Regions from separate parts of the Homo sapiens genome. Here all the other regions are linked to region 3. A link is a contact called in ENCODE Hi-C or POLR2A ChIA-PET data. All regions are on one chromosome and are shown on one strand. Each heading gives the region's core, a stretch centred on a gene start or an enhancer-like site at or near the end of the contact. The rest is flanking DNA. Distances are from core to core; before and after follow the strand shown. Region 1 overlaps WDFY1 (WD repeat and FYVE domain containing 1). Region 2 holds the start of AP1S3 (adaptor related protein complex 1 subunit sigma 3). Region 3 overlaps CUL3 (cullin 3). Region 4 overlaps AP1S3 (adaptor related protein complex 1 subunit sigma 3).

Region 1 (3,095 bases), core at 548-3,047, 620 kb before region 3:
CATGTTACATGCAACCTTCCATGGTCAAAGTCCTCACCTGCATCTCTATCCTATGCCTGCCTTAATCAGATATTTCAACAGGGTGACTCCTTGAGAGAAAAAGTGGCAAGTGCTCTTTGGACTAAGGAGGAAGAAAGCCCTGCATTTGTTTTTTTGTTTGTTTGTTTGTTTTGTTTAGTTTTTTGCTACTAAACATCAGACACTCGGGGCTGACAGAAAGCAGTTAAAAGTGAACTGAGCCCTATCAATGATAATTGCCATCTTAGAACGTGGGGTTTGCAGAAAGTGGTATCAGACTATTAATGCCTTTCACTAGCTCCCCACTAACTCGGATTCTTTCCCCACCCCCACAAGTGGTCACGCACTGATGGCCCTGAAGTAACAGCGTCCGGCCTTTCCTTCCTCCGATGTCCCACATGATGATGCTGTTGTCAGATGCTCCTGAGAAGAGTAACCGCTGAATAGGGTCCCACCAGAGGCAGGCGACACTACCTAGGGATTTGTGAGAGAGAGAGAGAGAGGGAGGCAGGGGAGAAGTAAAATATAACTCTACATCAGGACGTATACATTTGACAGCTGAAGACCAAACTAGGAGCAGCTGAGTCTTTAAGCAAAAAGGTATCTTCATGGTGTACAACGGGTCATTCAACCATGCTATCATGAGTCATACAGAAGACACAGCACCATTATCCACAGTCATAAGATTACAATTTTCAATTATGCATCAAACTACTTTGGGCCGGGCATGGTGACTCACACTTGTAATCCCAGCACTTTGGGAGGCCAAGGAGGGCGAATCACTTGAAGCCAGGAGTTCAAGACTAGGCCTGGCCAACATGGTGAAACCCTATCTCTCCAAAAAAACAAATTAGCCAGGCATGGTGGCAGGCGCCTGTAATCCCAGCTACTCGGGAGGCTAAGGTGGGAGAATTGCTTGAACCCAGGAGGTGGAAGTTGCAGTGAGCCAAGATAGCACCACTGCGCTCCAGCCTGGGTGACAGAGTGAGACTCTGTCTCAAAAAAAAAAAAAAAAAAAAAAAAAAAACTGCTTGTAATACAAAGATTTTTAAAGAAGTTTTTCGTTCTTCTGTGACAAAAATTACAAAGTAGCTTACATACAAAATGTTCAGAATGAAGAAAAAAATTGCTACTAATATTTAGTGACAAAAACCAGTAAAGTTTACTGTGTCCAACCTACACAAGATAAAAAATCTAGATTATTCTGGGTCTCTGGGACATGGCAGGTGTTTTACCCCAAGATGTCTATGTTTAAGCAAATTACATTAAGTACCACAGAAAAAAGTCTGTTGTACACTACATAATTATGCCAAGTAATTTATGTGAAAAATCTGAACTTCACATTTCATACTTTATATTGGCTAACTTATCAAATTTGAAACCCTTGGGGAAATCTTTCTTTCTACAGGTATATCTTTCAGTAGGTCCTTTCCTTGTTCATCGACTGCTGTTTGTCTAGAAGAAACATTAATCAACTTAGTAAAACTGAACCAGCCACACAAGCTAATAATAATTTTGGTAGGTATATAGAAAATTAATGATGCCATATTCAAAAGCAAACAGAAACTACTTTATCACATACACTTTCCAAAAACAGAACAAAAGTAGAAACAAATATTCTGCAAAGGCTTCAGGGGTTACTTTCACATGACTTTCGACCCTGTGTAATCTATGTGCCATCCATTTCAGTTAGAGGCTTAAGAGCAGATAAATACGGTCTTTCAGCATGAAAACCAGTACCCATTCTGGTAGTTACTAGAACCCATTCTGCCTTTAGCAACCCTGAAAAAACTGGCGAGCCTGGGGGTCATGAGAGAATTAGTCATAAACAGAAAGTGGTTTCTTCACGGGCCTCTGCTTTCCTGCCCAAAGCTATTTTAACTTGCTGTTCTCTTTTCTTCTTTTCCCCTACAGGGTCCTTGATTTGATATACTCCATTTCACCTAAATAGATTACATAGAAAGCATAGTGTACATTTATTATAACTTGTTACAACTGAAACGCTTACTATGGTCATAAATAAGTCCATCATTGATTCTTTCAGCAACTCCCCAGTTCTCCATAAACCAGATGGCCTCAAAGCTTGTACTTTGTGACATATATCAGAATGTGATCTTGTGATCTGTATGAAAACTGCAATCCATTACAGCTTAGCATCTGACATAGTTTAGACATGTGTCCCCTCTAAATTTCGCATATATATATATATATATATATATATATATATATATATATTTTTTAAGACGGAGTCTCTCTCTGTCACCCAGGTTGGAGTGCAATGGCATGATCTTGGCTCACTGCAACCTCTGCCTCCCGGGTTCAAGAGATTCTCCTGCCTCAGCCTCCCTGAGTAGCTGGGACTACAGGCACCTGCCAACGTCCAGCTAATGTTTTTTGTATTTTTAGTAGAGATGGGGTTTCGCCATGTTGCCAGGCTGGTCTCAAACTCCTGACCTCAAGTGATCTGCCCAACTCAGCCTCCCAAAGTGCTGGGATTACAGGTGTAAGCCAACGGGCCCAGCCTCTAAATTTCATGTTAAACTGTAATCCCCAATGTTGCAGGTGGGGCTTGGTAGTTGGCTCATGGGGGTGGATTTCTCACGAATGGTTTAGTGCCATCCCCTTGGTGCTCTCCTTGAGTCAGTAAATGAGCTCCCTTGAGATATGGTTGTTTAAAAGTGTGTGGCACCCCCACACCCCCACTCCTGCTTTTGTCATGTGATGTGCCTGTTCACACCTCACCTTCTGCTATGACTGTAAGCTTCCTAAGGCCCTCACCAGAAGCATGCCGGCACCATGCTTCCTGTACAGCCTGTAGATCCACGAACCAATTAAACCTCTTTTCTTTATAAATTACCCAGTCTTAGATATTTCTTTACTGCAATGCAAGAATGGCCCAATACAGCATCTAATGAAACCTCTTTATTACACATGTGTATGTGGCGAGTCACTCAATACAATCAATGGACTTTAAAAACCCCTCCACAGAGCTTCACCAACCCACTGCACTACAGAAATGAAATTCCACCCAGTAATTCTTTTCCCTCAGTCCCTACACAGGGTATGTTTCCCAAGCA
Region 2 (3,168 bases), core at 316-2,815, 680 kb before region 3:
AACCCTCAACAGACAAAAATGATGCCGCTAGTGTGTGCAGCCAAACCTTTAACAGAAACCAGCAACTGCGGTCTTGCTGGCCAGGTGCTCAGCACTCCCCGGCTCTCTTTGTTGATCAACTTTCTTAGCCCACGTGGCCCACCCACTCCTGCCTCCGGTGGGCCCACAGGGTGCAGGTCACTTCCCTTCTGCGGATTTGGGAAGTGGTAACACACTTGGGGAAGTGGGACTAGTGACGTTCAGACCACCACACTCTTAAAAGGCTGCCCCTAAACAGCAGGCAAGAGCAAGAGGAGCCTGAGCTATCGCTTCCACCCAAGTGCAGGTCACCAGATCTCTCATCAGCAGGGCTGCGGCCGGCCTCAGCTTCCAACCTGACCCCCTATCCCCTGCCCTTACACACCCCAGTCCATTCTCCAACCACAGCCAAACTGCACACCATGCCGGGTGCAGTGGCTCACCCCTGTAATCCCTACACTTTGGGAGGCCGAGGCAGGCGGATCACCTGAGGTCAGGAGTTCGAGACCAGCCTGGCCAACATGGTGAAACCCCGTCTCTACTAAAAATACAAAAATTAGCTGGGTGTGGTGGCACACGCCTGTAATCCCCGTTACTCGGGAGGCTGAGGCAGGAGAATCGCTTGAACCCGGGAGGCAGAGCCGAGACCACACCACTGCACTTCAGCCTGGGCGACAGAGCGAGATCAGTCTCAAAAAAACAAAAGTGCACAACGGGTAAGGTCAGTTTTCTTGCTAAAACGTCCCCGAGGTTTCCCCTACTCAGTTGGAACCAAAACCAAACTCCTTATTTTGGCCTATAAAAACCCGCCTCACCTGGCAGAAGCCCACCTCTCCTGCCACAAACAAGGCCTTCTCCCCTCCGCTTTGCTCTCTCTAATCCACCTGTAGCGCCCCTCCAGGACCTCCAGCAGCTAGAATGTCATGTCCTTGAAGAGGCTTTGCCAAATCAAAAGTTGCCACTCCACCCGGTTGTATTTGAGACTTTACAGCGCTTCTTACTTTAGAAGTTCTCTTCATTTTACTTGTATATTGGACGTGTCCCTCCCTCCGCATCCCCCTCCTGGAAGGTAAGCTTCCTGGAGAACAGGGGCTCCTCCTGGTCCCCCGCGACATCCCCAGCGCCCAGCACCGAGCCCGGCACAGACTAAGCACTCGGCTAAGGCGGATCGAATGAATGAATGGAGCCGCGGCGCCGCGGCGCCGCGTTGCCGCAGGAATCCCGGGCAAGCGATCCTGGCGCGTCCGCACCGTCTGGGGCAGCGGGGCCACAGGGACGCACGGTTCGGGTGGCCAGGCGGGACTCGGCCCGCACCCCCACCCGGCCGCGCGCCCGGCCCGGACGCCCCAGGTGCCTCCCCGGAGCGCGAGCGCCCCCACCGCCTACCCGGGCCGGCGGTTCCCCCGCACTCACCATCGTGGCTGGGCCGCCGCCTCCCCCGCCTTGCGAGCAAGGAGCGCTGGAGAAGCGAGGGCGAGAGGCGAGCGCTGGAGCCGGTGCGGCTGACAGGTGAGGCGCCCGGCTTAGACCATGGCTGCTTCCCACAATGCCCTGGCACTGAAAGTGTGCAGACTCCTCCCAGCGCGGCTGCCTCCTCCCTGCACGCTCCTCCCCGCTGCCTCCTCCCCGCGCCCTCCTCCCCGCTCCCCCCGCTCCTCGCCCTCCTGCTCTCCTTCTTTCTTCCTTTCCCCTTTCTCCTCCCTTCTCCTCCTCCTCCTCCTCTTCCCTCCTTTCTGCCTCTCCTCTGTACCCCCTCCCCGCCCCCGCCTCGGCTGCAGCTGTTCCCGCCCCGAGCCGGCCGCACCTGGAGCGAATGCACCTGCGCGCGCGGGCGTCTGTACCCCGACAGCCCGCAGCTCGGCGCGGGTGGTCAGGCGAGAGCGCGTGGCCCGCTAGGAACTCCCTGCGCGGGGAACTCCCTGCGCGGAGAACACCGGGGACTTTTCGCGATTCTGCCGCGCGAGTGTGTCCTGTATTCCTTCCGCAAACGTTTATCAAACCTGGCAAAGATACTTCCGATACACTCGCAGAAAGTGCCGGGGGCTGCCTTATCCTAAGCCTCCTAGGGAGGGAGCAGTTGGAAGAGAAAGAACTAGAAGCGTTTTCTTATCCCCTTCTGCCCCCATTTCACTTTTTAAAAAGTAAGCTCTGCAGTCTAAGGGCAAAGATCATTTTAAGCAGGCCCCCATTTATTTATTTATTTATTTATTTATTTATTTATTTATTTATTTATTTAGAGACGGAGTGTCGCTCTGTCGCCCCGTCTGGAGTGCAGTGGGGCGATCTCGGCTCCCTGCAACCTCCGCCTCCTGCGTTCAGGGTGATCCACCCGCCTCGGCCTCCCAAAGTGCTGGGATTACAGGCATGAGCCACTGCGCCCGGCAGCACGACCCCCTTTTAAGAAGTCTCTCCTAAGAAGTTGTGGTGTAGAAAGTTCGTTCTCCAATCTCTCCTCCCCTTGACTTTTCTTAAATCTAGGGCGTTGAGAGTCTCTAAACCCCCAAGCTGTAAACAGAGTTTTTTCTTTTTTCTTTTAATTATATTTACCAGATAGACTAGATGTAAGCAGAGTTTTTAATGCATATTCATGTTTTTGAGAAAGGGAGTCCACTGGTTTTATCAAATAGCTAAAGAGATCCTAGACCCTGCAAAAGTTAAGAATCATTTCCTGGGCCAGGCGTGATGGTTCATGCCTGTAATCCCAACACTTTGGGAGGCCCAGGTGGGCGGATCGCTTGAGACCAGAAGTTCGAGACAAGCCTGGCCAACATGGTGAAACGCCGTCTCTACTAAAAATACAAAATTTAGCTGGGCGTGGTGGCACACGCCTGTAGTCCCAGCTACTAGGGAGGCTGAGGCAGGAGAGAATCGCTTGAACCCGGGAGACAAAGGTTGCAGTGAGCTGAGATCATCCAGCCTAGGTAACAGAGTGAGACTCAGTCTGAAAAAAAAAATGTCATTTCCTGGGTGGTCCCTGGAACCCCAAATCAGTGAAAGTCCTTCCCAGGATGTGTTGTGTACCTTCCTAGGGATGTAGGCCCACCCAGGTGACTGAAAATATGGGAAACTCCATCCACCCCTGCATTCACACTGCAAATATTCATCACTCTAGGCCAGGCCCTACAACAGGAGCCTGGGGGACCCAGCTGG
Region 3 (3,305 bases), core at 227-2,726:
TTTAAAATGTCTTAATCCCAGGCTTTGACCAAAATGTAGTGACCAAAATGTAGTATGAGTTTGACATTAGTCACTTATCTACTAAAGAGACCTTAGCAGAGATAGAAAGTTGGTGGCTTTTTCTACTTGCCTTTTTAAAGCCAAAAACAGGCATTTTAAATATAAAATGTTCTGAAAAACATGTTCGAAAGCCTAATGTGAGTCAAGCATTATGTTTACATAAAGGGATGTGAGTTTCATCACCACAGAGATAAACCACATTTTAAATCTCTATTTACAGTTCTCTCTCAAGGGTTGCTATTCCTTGGCCAAGCAGGCCTGCAATGAGCAAAAACTTTCACAAGCTAGGTGGACCTGTGGTGAGAGACAGGAGCCAATGGTGGGGACCCACCTCATGCCCCCCTTTTCACAGCTGGTTCTGCATCTGACTTCATCCATACAGTAAGCTTGATAAACCAACTTCATTTGTAACATAAGCACTTCATTTGTAACATAACATCTATCTCACAATGCTATTCCACTCATTTCCACTTCTAGTCCTGAAAATAAATAGCTTTTAAGACCAACTTCCCTGCCAACAACTATAAAGGCTGGATAAAAAAATACAAAAGCACCACCAGTTTTAAAACATCAACTAGGACAGGCAGGTCTCCAGGAGTTGGACTGGAGAGAGATGGAGTCTTTCTAAGCCACAAGAAAAGGAAAGCTCAACCAGGTGACCTCCATGGAAAACTCCTGCAAATGCTTACTCAAGACCTAGGGCTCTTTGCATGCCCAGAAGACACGAGGACACCAACAAACAAAATGCTTGGCCCTACAAGACCACAGATATTACTACTTCCACCATCTTGGCAAAGATGTGCCTCTTCCTCTTCACCCTACCAACATATCTAAATAGTTAAATGATGTATAAGAAATCAAATTCAGCACATAAAAGTATGCTCAAAGGTGTCAAGACACACAATGCAAAAATACAGTTCCTATTGAAGCTAAACCTATGCAAAGTCAAGGGGTGTCTCTTAAAGTGCGCTAAATAGTTTCATTACTCAGGGAGTGGCATTACAAACAAATCAAATAAAAAGTTAAAATAAAAACAAATGTGAAAATTAAGTCCAAAAAACAACTTAACTCTTACTACTTAATTTACCTGCAAGAAAAAGTTTAGTAAATATTTTTAATAGTCATTATGTTACAGAAAAGCAAGCTAGGATAAATGGGTTCTAGGCAAAATCAATGGTGCACCCAAGGAAAGAAACAACTTAAAAATTGTTATTTTATCATTCCTATCTAATGTTTCATTTGTAACTATGAGTAAACAGGTGTTTGAGAACAAATTCTAAAACTAACCTTTGGGTCACATTCAACTCTGAAAGCTTAGTATAAATATAAATACAAAAGTCCTCTGGTTCTATTACAAAGTTTAAGGGAGCTTTTAATAACATGTTTGCTTTAAAGTCCAGTAGTTTCATACTTCTTTTTTTTTTTTTTTGAGACAGAGTCTCGCTCTGTTGCCCAGGCTGGAGTGCAGTGGCACGATCTCGGTTCACTGCAACTTCCGCCTCCCAGGTTCAAGTGATCCTCCTGCCTCAGCCCCGCTAGTAGCTGGGATTACAGGTATGTGCCACCATGCCCGGCTAATTTTTGTATTTTCAGTAGAGTTGGGGTTTCACCATGTTGGGCCAGGCTGGTCTCTAACTCCTGACCCGCCTCGGCCTCTCAAAGTAGTTCAGTACTTTTACTACTACTCCTAATAGACCAAGGATAGTTATTTATTAGTACTTATTCATCTATCCTCTGCCTGGTCCCACATATGGCCAGCAGTAGCTATTTATTTAGGAAAAAAAAAAAAGGTTTAACAATGTGTGAATTGCTGTGAAAGTTGGTCTTTTAAGCTAACTGTCAAGCTGGTTAATCAAACTCTTAAATAGTTCTTCTTTCAGTTTCTTATCCTCATACTAAGAACATCTGTAACTGTTTTTGTCTACTACTGTAAAAGAGAATACGAAAAGACAAATGTAAACAGGGTTAAAAAAATCTTTATAAATATTAAATACTTATTCTGCTAGTAAGCTAGAGATAAACCCTGAAAAGTTAAACTCACATTTAAAATTAAAAAAAAAAAAAAAAGAGGCAAATAACTCTATGACAAGTCTGTCAGAACATGTTAGAACTTGCCTTACCAAATTTAATCACTAAGGTAATCCTCTATTAACAAGTAATAAAATATTTTCAGAGTTCACTTTCAAATCATGAAATAAATACAGATTTAAAAAGGTTTAACACAATGAAGACAGAAATAGAAAAATTTTAAATGAGCAGAAAAGTAGTAAAAAGTTTCTACTGCAGAATCATAGTGGGGGAAAAAAAGTCTAATTATAATTAGATCGAAGTTTAAAGAACTTTCTCAATACTTTCCATGATACCAGTAACTGACTACACTTCTAAAACAGCACCAGTAACATATGAATTAGTAAATTGTACAGATAAACATTTCTAGATATAAAAATATTACTGATAAATTTGGTAGAGAAGCATATGATATGGTGTCAAAAAACCTGGTGGACTTAGCCACTACTAAAAAGCTCAGAGTTTCCACCACAGTAAAAATTTTCTTAAAATCTTTCTTGGGAGGCCGAGGCGGGCGGATCATGAGGTCAGGAGATCGAGACCATCCTGGCTAACACAGTGAAACCCCATCTCTACTAAAAAATACAAAAAAATTAGCCAGGCGTGGTGGCGGGAGCCTGTAGCCCAGCTACTTGGGAGGCTGAGGCAGGAGAATGATATGAACCCGGGAGGCGGAGCTTGCAGTGAGTCAAGATCCTGCCACTGCACTCCAGCCTGGGTGACAGCGTGAGACACCGTCTCAAAAAAACAATCCTTCTCAGGGGTCTGAAAAATTTTAACAAGAAAAACACAGTTGTGAAAATTTTTTATTTAAAAATAATTTCCATTTAAGAATTGTCTACCAAGATATTGGACAAATCAAACCCATGTTTCTCTAAAGTTGTGTAAACTGCAATAAATCATAAAATAAAAACACTGTTCTCTACTTCAAATTTAATAATCTAGAGGTCAGAGGGAAAAAAAACAGTTAATCACACTTTGAGGTCTTAGAGCAATGAATTTATAAGACTATCTTTCAGGAAAGAAGACCTGTATTAGAGAAGCAATACAATTCAGTGGTTAAGAGCACTGATTCAAGAACCAAATAGCCTCTGTTTCAGTCTTGTCTGCCATTTACTAGGTGTGACCTTAGTATCTGTCTCAGTTGCCTCATCTGTAAAATAACATCTACCTCAAAA
Region 4 (3,142 bases), core at 270-2,769, 760 kb before region 3:
ACCCTCTGAAAGGCTCCAGTGTGTGTTGTTCCCTTCTATGTGTCCGTGTGTTCTCATCATTTAGCTCCCACTTTTAAGTGAGAACATGTGGCATTTGGTTTTCTGTCCCTGCACTAGTTTGCTCAGAATGATGGCCTCCAGCTCCATCCACGTCCCTGCAAAGGACATGATCTCATTCTTTTCATACTGTCCATCAGTTACTAAGTTTGCTAACATGCCCCAAAGCCATAATATTTTTTTTCAGCATTTAAAAAAAAATGTTTGAACAGACTCACAATTACAGGTAGAGTTCAAAGTTAACAGTGATGTTCCAGGTTCTATACCATGCAAGACAGATGGGCTTTCTCTTGCACACTCTCCTACTTTAAACATATATATTTGTGTCACACCAGGGCCCCAAGTTGAATCAATAAGAAAGCTCGAGAGGACAAAAAATCACCTGCCTCTTTCGTTTGAGTCACGATCTGCTCATTTAGCAATCCAAGTTCAACTTGTTCTTAAGCTTAAACTCCAGGGTATATGATTCATGTGAACCTGCCAGGAAATACGCTGACTGACATGGGCTGAAGATACCAAGGCTACTGGCCGAGCAAGATTGCTCAGGAGATACTAGGGCTAGAAATCTGCCCTTACCTTCAAAAGAGGTTTTCTAACTGGTTTTCACCAACTCTATCTAGAATTCCAGAGTTCTGCCAGAAAACATTTGTATTCAGTCATCCACATTTACTCAACAAAGCTCTCACCTCCTAAGTGGGCATTGGCCAAGACAGCCCCATACCCATCTACCCCTCTACAGATGCTGCCCGTGGGGTCTTTTAACTTAGCAGAGGGATCATACAGGCCATTGGGCCATGCTGGTTTTATGGAATCTAGAGTTTACACCATTTACATGGGAATACAAAGTTACAAATACAAAATCAGGTATAAAGTGTACTTAGAATGAGAAAAGAAACGACCACAGATTGTGAATTTTGAAGATGACAAATATCACAAAATAAAAAATGGTTGCATGTTATTTTCACGAATTAATTGCTTGACACTCCTCTATCATATATTATATTGTATGGCTACGTACTTTTTGCAGTTAAAATATCTTATTTTTGCAAAGTGGACAAAAACCCATGACCAGATGAGAGCATTGCTAGGCCCTGCCTGTAGCCTCGGGAGGGGCCTGGAGTTGACACTTTCCTGTCTTTGTGGTTCAGTGGCCTCTAGTCATTGGCACTGCTCACATCACCAGATGACTCAGTCTGCTAAACACCACACTGGCTGCCCTGTCTGAGCCGAGCCAGGCTGGTTACTCAAGCTATGTAAACCAATAAGGTAAAAGTTGGCATTTTCTTGAGCTTGCCACTTTAAAGGTTTGGGGCAGACTTTTAGAGCTGGCAGAACCTTAGTTGCTCTTACCTTCTCAAGACAGGAGCTGGAGTCTGTATCTTGGGTCCTCTTCTGGATACATCTAGCTCTGCTGTGTTTCTTATGCATATAGCACAGTGTATGTTATGACTTCCTACTGCATTGTGGTTTGGCCTAGCTGTTAACATGGTTTACGCTTTTAAGGGTGACAGTGTTAGGGTGCACCTAGCAGTTTCGCCTGCATCCACACGAGGGCACATAGAATCCTATTGCTCATGAGATACAATCTGACCCTCCCCTTCTTTTTTTTGAGACAGGGTCTCACTCTGTCACCCAGGCTGAAGTGCAGTGGTGCGATTACCGCTCACTGCAGCCTTGACCTCTCGGGCTCAAGTGATCCTTTCACCTTAGCCTTCCGAGTAGCTGGAATTACAGGTGTACACCACCATGCCTGGCTAATTTTATTACTTTTTGTAGAGACAAGGTTCTCACTATGTTGCCTAGGCTGGTCTCAAAACTCCTGGGCTCAAGCGGTCCTTCCGCATCAGCCTTCTGAGTAGCTGGGATTACAGGTGCACACCACCACACCTGGCTAATTTTATCATTTTTCTGTAGAGACAAGGTTCTCACTATGTTGCCTAGGCTGATCTCAAACTCTTGACTTAAGCAGTCTTCCTGCCTGGGACTCCCAAAGTGCTGGGAATACAGGCATGAGCCATCGCATCTGGCCTTGAGCCTCCCTTCTTGGCAGGCTGTTAGTTGGGGTAAAATATCTACTGTTTGTCGCTCCTACCTATTGCAAGTCCTGTGGTTAATGACCACTATCGCCTTTGAGAGTTTCATTTTCTTTTCTTTTTTGAGACAGAGTCTCACTCTGCCGCCCAGGCTAGAGTGCAGTGGCATGATCTCGGCTCACTGCAACCTCCGCCCCCTGGGTTCAAGCGATTCTCCTGCCTCAGCCTCCTGAGTAGCTGGGATTACAGGAGCCCACCACTGCACCTGGCTAATTTTTGTATTTTTAGTAGAGACGGAGTTTCACCATCTTGGCCAGGCTGGTCTTGAACACCTGACCTCGTGATCCACCTGCCTCGGCCCAAAGTGCTGGGATTATAGGCATGAGCCATTGTGCCCAGCAATTTTTTTTTTTTTTTTTTTTTTGAGATGGAGTCTTGCTCTGTCACCCAGGCTGGAGTGCAGTGGTGGAATCTCGGCTCACTGCAATCTCTGCCTTCTGGGTTCAAGCAAATCTCCTGCCTCAGCCTCCCAAGTAGCTGGGGTTACAGATGTGTACCACCACACCTGGCTAATTTTTGTATTTTTAGTAGGGATGGGATTTTGCCATGTTGGCTAGGCTGGCCTCGAACTCGTGGCCTCAAGTGATCCGCCCACCTCGGCCTCCCAAAGTGTTGGGCTTACAGACGTGAGCCACCACGCCCAGACAGAGGGTTTAATTTTCCTTCTAATAACTTTGTGCCATTGTCCACATTGTTGTTACCCCCAAATAAGTATTCCCAACCAAGTAAACAGTTCCTTTCTTTTCCTCTTATCAACATCTAGCCACCACACGCTCAGAATAAGCTTTGAGCATTTGGAGATTTGAGGCTATGTCTTCTTACTAAATCCGCAGGCAGGTGTAGCTTTTTAAAAGTTATTATTCTAAGAAACTGTTATTAAGTAGGAGCTAGAGAAAAGTCTTAGGGGCTACTGAAGATTGACAGCTGTTCTCACAGCTAAAGCAATGTCACAAAGGCCTCCCTTAACCTTCAGTAACTACAAATATATGATT

Evidence for each region. A loop is a pair of places that touch in the nucleus more often than their neighbours do. ChIA-PET counts read pairs that join two places held with the same protein, here RNA polymerase II (POLR2A). Pooled maps may share reads with other maps.
Region 1: a map with no recorded cell type shows a loop between it and region 3 (16-fold over the local background). The contact joins two enhancer-like sites. A Hi-C loop is called at or near these places in 20 of 37 single-sample maps with no recorded cell type and 5 of 50 pooled maps.
Region 2: a loop to region 3 is called in a map with no recorded cell type, with 6 times the contacts of the local background. The contact joins the promoter of AP1S3 here to the enhancer-like site in region 3. A Hi-C loop is called at or near these places in 3 of 37 single-sample maps with no recorded cell type and 3 of 50 pooled maps.
Region 4: a loop to region 3 is called in a map with no recorded cell type, with 8 times the contacts of the local background. The contact joins two enhancer-like sites. A Hi-C loop is called at or near these places in 1 of 37 single-sample maps with no recorded cell type and 2 of 50 pooled maps. POLR2A ChIA-PET finds 5 or more read pairs at or near these places in 1 of 52 experiments (GM12878).

The regions. Positions count from the first base shown.
Region 1 is chr2:223,895,139-223,898,233 of GRCh38, forward strand. WDFY1 (WD repeat and FYVE domain containing 1) reads right to left here. Exons shown (of 12, transcript NM_020830.5): 7 at 366-492. Among named protein-coding and RNA genes, the nearest start is that of WDFY1, 49 kb to the right of the region's middle. RefSeq lists enhancers at 590-649, 660-809, 820-879, 1,621-1,680, 1,801-2,000. Within about 2 kb of position 1,798, at least 5 of the 41 ENCODE cell types and tissues checked have a DNase peak (open chromatin) inside an H3K27ac peak, as active enhancers do.
Region 2 is chr2:223,836,017-223,839,184 of GRCh38, forward strand. AP1S3 (adaptor related protein complex 1 subunit sigma 3) reads right to left here and starts at 1,566. Exons shown (of 5, transcript NM_001039569.2): 1 at 1,432-1,566. The coding sequence starts at 1,434. RefSeq lists enhancers at 973-1,062, 1,933-2,112 and silencers at 1,173-1,602, 1,633-1,762.
Region 3 is chr2:224,519,960-224,523,264 of GRCh38, forward strand. All of the region lies in intron 3 of CUL3 (cullin 3), which reads right to left. Among named protein-coding and RNA genes, the nearest start is that of CUL3, 64 kb to the right of the region's middle. RefSeq lists a silencer at 1,699-1,768. Within about 2 kb of position 1,477, at least 5 of the 41 ENCODE cell types and tissues checked have a DNase peak (open chromatin) inside an H3K27ac peak, as active enhancers do; they include GM12878, where a contact is called at or near this core.
Region 4 is chr2:223,759,777-223,762,918 of GRCh38, forward strand. All of the region lies in intron 4 of AP1S3 (adaptor related protein complex 1 subunit sigma 3), which reads right to left. Among named protein-coding and RNA genes, the nearest start is that of AP1S3, 76 kb to the right of the region's middle. RefSeq lists a silencer at 1,136-1,430 and an enhancer at 1,953-2,322. Within about 2 kb of position 1,520, at least 16 of the 41 ENCODE cell types and tissues checked have a DNase peak (open chromatin) inside an H3K27ac peak, as active enhancers do; they include GM12878, where a contact is called at or near this core.